Regions from separate parts of the Homo sapiens genome. Here region 1 is linked to region 2. The links are chromatin loops, found by intact Hi-C in ENCODE. Cell type or tissue: heart right ventricle. All regions are shown on one strand. Each heading gives the region's core, and the rest is flanking DNA. Links, peaks and the distances in the headings are about the cores only. Region 1 overlaps ZFHX3 (zinc finger homeobox 3). Region 2 has its middle 7.5 kb from the start of HCCAT5.

Region 1 (2,815 bases), core at 116-2,615, 64 kb before region 2:
GGCCACCACAACCCTTCCACCAAGTGTGAACACACATACACTTCCTTACCAAGGTGCCCACCGGAAACCCCTGCCTGGACCCCTGCAGCCCTCCCAGCCACACTGCAGCATCGAGGGAACAGCACTTTGCCTCCCCAAACCTGCCCTGGCTACTGGGTGACCCCGCTCTGCTATCCCCACCTTCACCCTGAGATGCACAGACTGTCTGCTCTAAAGGGCATGAACCTGGAGATTGTGAGTCATCACGACGCGCAGGAAGCAACGTCTCAGTCCAAACCCTGAGCCCGTTCCTAGAGAGCCTTCTCCGCTCTCTCACCCCTCATCCCACGTAGAGCAATCAGGGCTCACCCGCCCCCTTCCCTTTCTCTATGGCTTCTTCAAGATCTCCTCATCCATCTGCCCACAACTGGAACTGTTTATTTGTTTAGCCCACTGGTAAGAAAAATGAGAGAGCGGGCTGGCATTCCTGGCTGGGCATAAACACGTTTTTAAAAAATGTCTGTTCCAACTCTGTCTGGGTCCCGTACTGAGCCCTTTAACCTCCTGCAAGCACCATGGAGACATTCCATGGGAACTATCACCATTCGTTATCATCGCTGAAAGACAAAATCCACTGTACCCTGCAACATCTCACACAGATCCTTCACATTCTTGGTTTGAGAGCTGACTATGCAAGAAAAAGGAAGCACCATGACTGTGGGAAAGGCCACTGTCACCAGGACAAGAGGCACCAGCAAGAGCCCTGCATCAATTACTCTACAGAGGCACCGGGAGGCCTGATTTTAATTTTTTAAAAATACATTTAATGAATCACATACGCAAACTTTACATTGGCAGAACACTCCCTTAGGATCATGAGCAAATTTCTGATCAGATCAAATAGCAAACTGCCCAAGGAAACCACGAAGAGGGGTGATGTTGCTATCACACTATCAAAAAGTAAAGACATACTTCTGATTTCTCACAAGAAATTTCCCAACAAAAGCTCTCTGTCTTAGATTCCGAAAGAAAAACATCCCCCACACAGAGTGTAAGGGCCAAGAATGGCCTCACCATATGGGACAGCTTCTGAAATACACAGAAAACGGGCAACGCGGGACCCATGGGACAAACCACTGTGTAGCCAGCTGCCCCGGCCAGGCCCGTGGTGTTGACTTTGGCAGTGCTTGTCGACCATGACTCAGCAATAGTCATCGAAACTGAAATCAAGTGGAACTGATCAGTTCAGACCTCCAATGTTGAGTTTGACTCAACGATTCTTCAATGCCCCTGGTCTTCCTGAAATTCTCCATTTAAATATTTACTGGTTTAAGGGTAAAGTCAGGGAGGCACGGGCATGGTTGTTGGACCTTTTCTGTCTTATCCTATTCAAATCTGGCTGAACTGAGTAAAACGTTATGCAGCAGGATGTCTTCCTATATAATCCACTTCATCCCGCCCCCCCAATACTCTTCCATAGGGGTTCAAATGCAGATCTGAACCAACTGCTCGATGATCCCCCAAAGCCATTTAGTCTCTGAGCTTTTCTCATCTACAAAATGAGATGTGTCCCCACTCTGCATACCGTATAGAGCACCTGCAAGGATTAGTTGAAAGGGTATAGGCCCAAGGACTTTGAAAAATGAAGCTCCTTAAATTATTTTCCCGATGTCCTCAGACAGACTTGGCACCTTACCCTTTTACTCATAATTAAAGATTTGAGCAGCTAACTCAGAGGCCTAATTGTGATGCTAAGTAGACATATAGTGGCTCAATAAAAGGAAAGACTGAAGGGGTTTAGAGCAGCGAGGAAAGACAATCGAGGAAACGGGGCTCGAGGTTCTGGGACGAGGGCCTGCTGAGCTGGCCAGCCCAGCCAAGGCCACAGGGATACAGTCCTTCCAGTCACTCAAGTTAAAAATCTTGCAGTCACCCTTGACTCTATGTCCTGTCTTGTCCCATATCTCCCTTCAAAATCTATCCAGAGGATAAGCACCTGGAGCAGATCGAATAGCATCCCTCCTAGAACTCATGTCTACCAAGAACCTCAGAACATGGCCTTATTTGGAAATAGAGTCTTTGAAGTAATTTATAACTAAATTGAGCTCAGACTAGATCGGGGTAGGCCTTAAATCAATGACTGAGCCAGGTGTGGTGGCTCACACCTATAATACCATCACTTTGGGAGGCTGAGGTGGGTAGATCACCTGAGGTCAGGAGTTTGAGACCAGCCTGGCCAACATAGTGAAACCCTGTCTCTACTAAAAATACAAAAATTAGCCAGGTGTGGTGGCGGGCACCTATAATCCCGGCTACTCAGGAGGCTGAGGCAGGAGAATCACTTGAACCTGGGAGGTGGAGGTTGCAGTGAGCCAAGATCATGCCACTGCACTCCAGCCTGGGTGACAAAGCGAGACTCCATCTCAAAAAAAAAAAAAAAAAAAAAAATCAATGACTGGTACCCTTAGAAGAGGAGGGAACACACAGAAATGCACACAAGGAAGACAGCCACGTGTAGACGGGAGGCAGAGGCTGGAGTGACACAGCTCCAAGCTAAGGAATGAGTCTTTACTCAAATGTCACCTTCTCCGAAAGCCTTTCTTCACTGTGTCCACCGAACCTGCCAACTACTGCTCACCCCCTGCCCTCGTCCCGCCTCCTCTCCACAGCATTTAACATCATCCAAAATACTATAATGCACTTAGTAATGATGTCCAGTGAGGGAGATGAGGTAGTATAAGCTCCAAGCAGACAAGCATTTCTCTCTTTTTTTGCCCCCATTGGAGTATCACCGGCACCAACAACAGTGTCTGGCACACATGGGACTCTCAAACAA
Region 2 (2,815 bases), core at 50-2,549:
TGGAAAGTCTTGTGGTTTTCATGGTCAAGTGACTTTCTTTGTAGTCATGCCTTTCCTATTTCTTTTTTTATTTTTTGAGACAGGGTCTCACTTTGTTGCCCAGGATAGAGTACAGTGGTGCAATCTTGGCTCACTGCAGCCTCGACCTCTCGGGCTCAAGCCATCCTCTCACCTCAGCCTTCTGAGTACCTGGGACTACAGGTGCGCACCATCACACCTGGTTAACTGTTGTGTTTTTTATAGAGATGCGTTTTTGCCATGTGGCCCAGGCTGGTCTCAAACTCCTGGGCTCAAGCGATCTGCCCGCCTCAGCCTCCCAAGTGCTGGGATTACAGGTGTGAGCCACCATGCCCGGCCTTTCCTATTTCTTTCCTATAGGCCAGAGAAGATTCCACAGATACCCCAGAACATGCCTCCACTGGAAAGACCACACAGCCCCAGGGTGACACACCTGTTCTACGTGAGGTCTAGGGCCATGGTTCTCAACTGGGGCTGACTTTGCCCCCCACATCCCAAGGGACATTTGGAAGTGTCTGGAGACATTTCTAGTAGTGACAACCGACATCTCATGAGTAGAGGCCACGATTCTGATAAATATTTGGCAATGCACAAGACACATTACCTCCACCAACAAGGAATTATCTGGCTCAAAATGCCAATAGCAATGATCTTAATAAAAATGTCATCAATGAAAGCCTTTAAGATCTAGAACAAGAAAAGAATGCACACTTTCACCATTTTTATTCTTGACAAAGTTGAAGTCCTAGCCAGAGAAATTAGGCAAGAGAAAGAAATAAAGTGCATCCAAACTGGAAAGGAAGAAGTCAAATTATTACTGTTTGTAGATGACCTATTTTAGAAAAACTTAGAAACACCACCAAAATAACCTGTTAGAAATGATAAACAAATTCAGTGAAGTTGCAGGATACACAATCAACATTAAAAAATTAGTAGCATTTATATACAACAACAGCAAACAATCTGAAAAAGAATGTAAGAAAGCAATCCCACAGCTACAAAAATATAAAATACCTAGGACTAAATTTTTTTTTTTTTTTTTTTTTTTTGAGATGGAGTCTTGCTCTGTCACCCAGGCTGGAGTGCAGTGGCACGATCTCGGCTCACTGCAAGCTCCACTTCCCGGGTTCACACCATTCTCCCACCTCAGCCTCCCAGGCTGAGACTACAGGTGCCTGCCACCATGCCCGGCTAATTTTGTTTTGTATTTTTAGTAGAGATGGGGTTTCACCGTGTTAGCCAGGATGGTCTCGATCTCCTGGCCTCGTGATCCGCCCACCTCAGCCTCCCAAAATGCTGGGATGACAGGCATGAGCCACCGCGTCTGGCCATACCTAGAAATAAATTTAACCAAATACATGAAAGATCTCTACAAGGAATACTATAAAGCACTGATGAAGGAAATTAAGGAGGACACAAAAAGATCAAAGATAGCCCATGCTCATGGATTGAAAGAATTAATGTTAAAATGTCAAGAGTACTACCCGAAGCAATTTACAGACTCAATGCAACCCTTATCAAAATACCAGATGTATTCTGCACAGAAATAGAAAAAAAAAGTCCTAGAACCACAAAAGACCCCAAATAGCAAAGCAAACATGAACAACAAGAACAAAGCTGGAGGCACTGCACTACCTGACTTCAAAATATACTACAAAGCCATAGTAACCAAAACAGCATGGTACTAGCATAGAAACAGCCACATAGACCAATGGAACAGAATAGAAAACCAGAAATAAGTCCACACATTTACAGCATTTACAACTCATTTTATTATTATTGTTTTTTTGAGATGGAGTTTTGCTCTTGTTGCCCGGGCTGGAGTGTAATGGCACAATCTTGGCTCACTGCAACCTCTGCCTCCCAGCAAGTGATTCTCCTGCCTCAGCCTCCAGAGTAGCTGGGACTACAGGTGTGCACCACCACGCCCAGCTAATTTAGAGATGGGGTTTCACTATGTTGGTCAGGCTGGTCTTGAATTCCTGACCTCTAGTGATCCGCCTGCCTCGGCCTCCCAAAGTGCTGAGATTACAGGCATGAACCACCACTCCTGGGCTACAACTCATTTTCAACAAAAAACATGCACTGGGCAAAGGACAGTCTCTTCAATAAATGTGACTGGGAAAATTAGATAACCATATGCAGAAGCATAAAGCTAGACCCCTATCTTTCACCATAAATAAACATCAATCAAAATAGACTAAAGACTAAATCTAAGACCTGAAACTATGAAACTCCTAGAAGAAAACATTAGGGAAACACTTCAGGACATTGGTCTGGGCAAAAATTTTGGGAATGAGACTTTAAAAGCACAGGCATCAAAAGCAAAATTAGAAAAATGGAATTACATTAAGCCAGGAAGCTTCTGTACAGCAAAGGAAACAATTAGCAAAGTGAAAAAACAACCTACAAGAATGGGGGAAAATATTTGCAAACTATGCATCTGACAAGAGATCAGTAACCAGAATATATAAGGAACTCAAACAACTCAATTGCAAAAAAAAAAAAAAAAAAAAAAATCAAATTAAAAATGGGCAAAAGATCTAGACAGACAGACATTTCTCAAAAGAAGACATATGTATGACAAATGGCCAACAAGTATATTTTTAAAATGCCATTTAAAAATGCTCCACATCATTAATTGTCCAAGAAATGCAAATCAAAACCACAACGAGATATCTTACCCCAGTTAGAATGGCTTTTATCAAAACGACAAAAAATAGCAAATGCTGGTAAAGTTGCAGAAAAAGGGGAACCCACGTGCACTGTTGGTGGGAATGTAAATTAGTACAGCCTC

What was found. Hi-C counts contacts between places; a loop is a spot of excess contacts. Peaks named below come from ENCODE experiments on the same cell type or tissue, not always from the same donor. Only the 100,000 strongest peaks of a DNase experiment are listed, where the experiment ranks them.
Region 1: it touches region 2 in a loop (5-fold over the local background); 3 of 110 quality-filtered maps call a loop at or near these places.

What each region holds. Positions count from the first base shown.
Region 1 is chr16:73,019,427-73,022,241 of GRCh38, forward strand. The region is part of intron 1 of ZFHX3 (zinc finger homeobox 3); the gene reads right to left. Among named protein-coding and RNA genes, the nearest start is that of ZFHX3, 27 kb to the right of the region's middle. In heart right ventricle, for the core only: no CTCF peak of the experiment used is centred there; a DNase peak (open chromatin) is centred at 1,115; H3K27ac peaks cover 2,378 bases.
Region 2 is chr16:73,083,472-73,086,286 of GRCh38, forward strand. It overlaps a transcript of ZFHX3 not described here. Among named protein-coding and RNA genes, the nearest start is that of HCCAT5, 7.5 kb to the right of the region's middle. In heart right ventricle, for the core only: no CTCF peak of the experiment used is centred there; no DNase peak of the experiment used is centred there.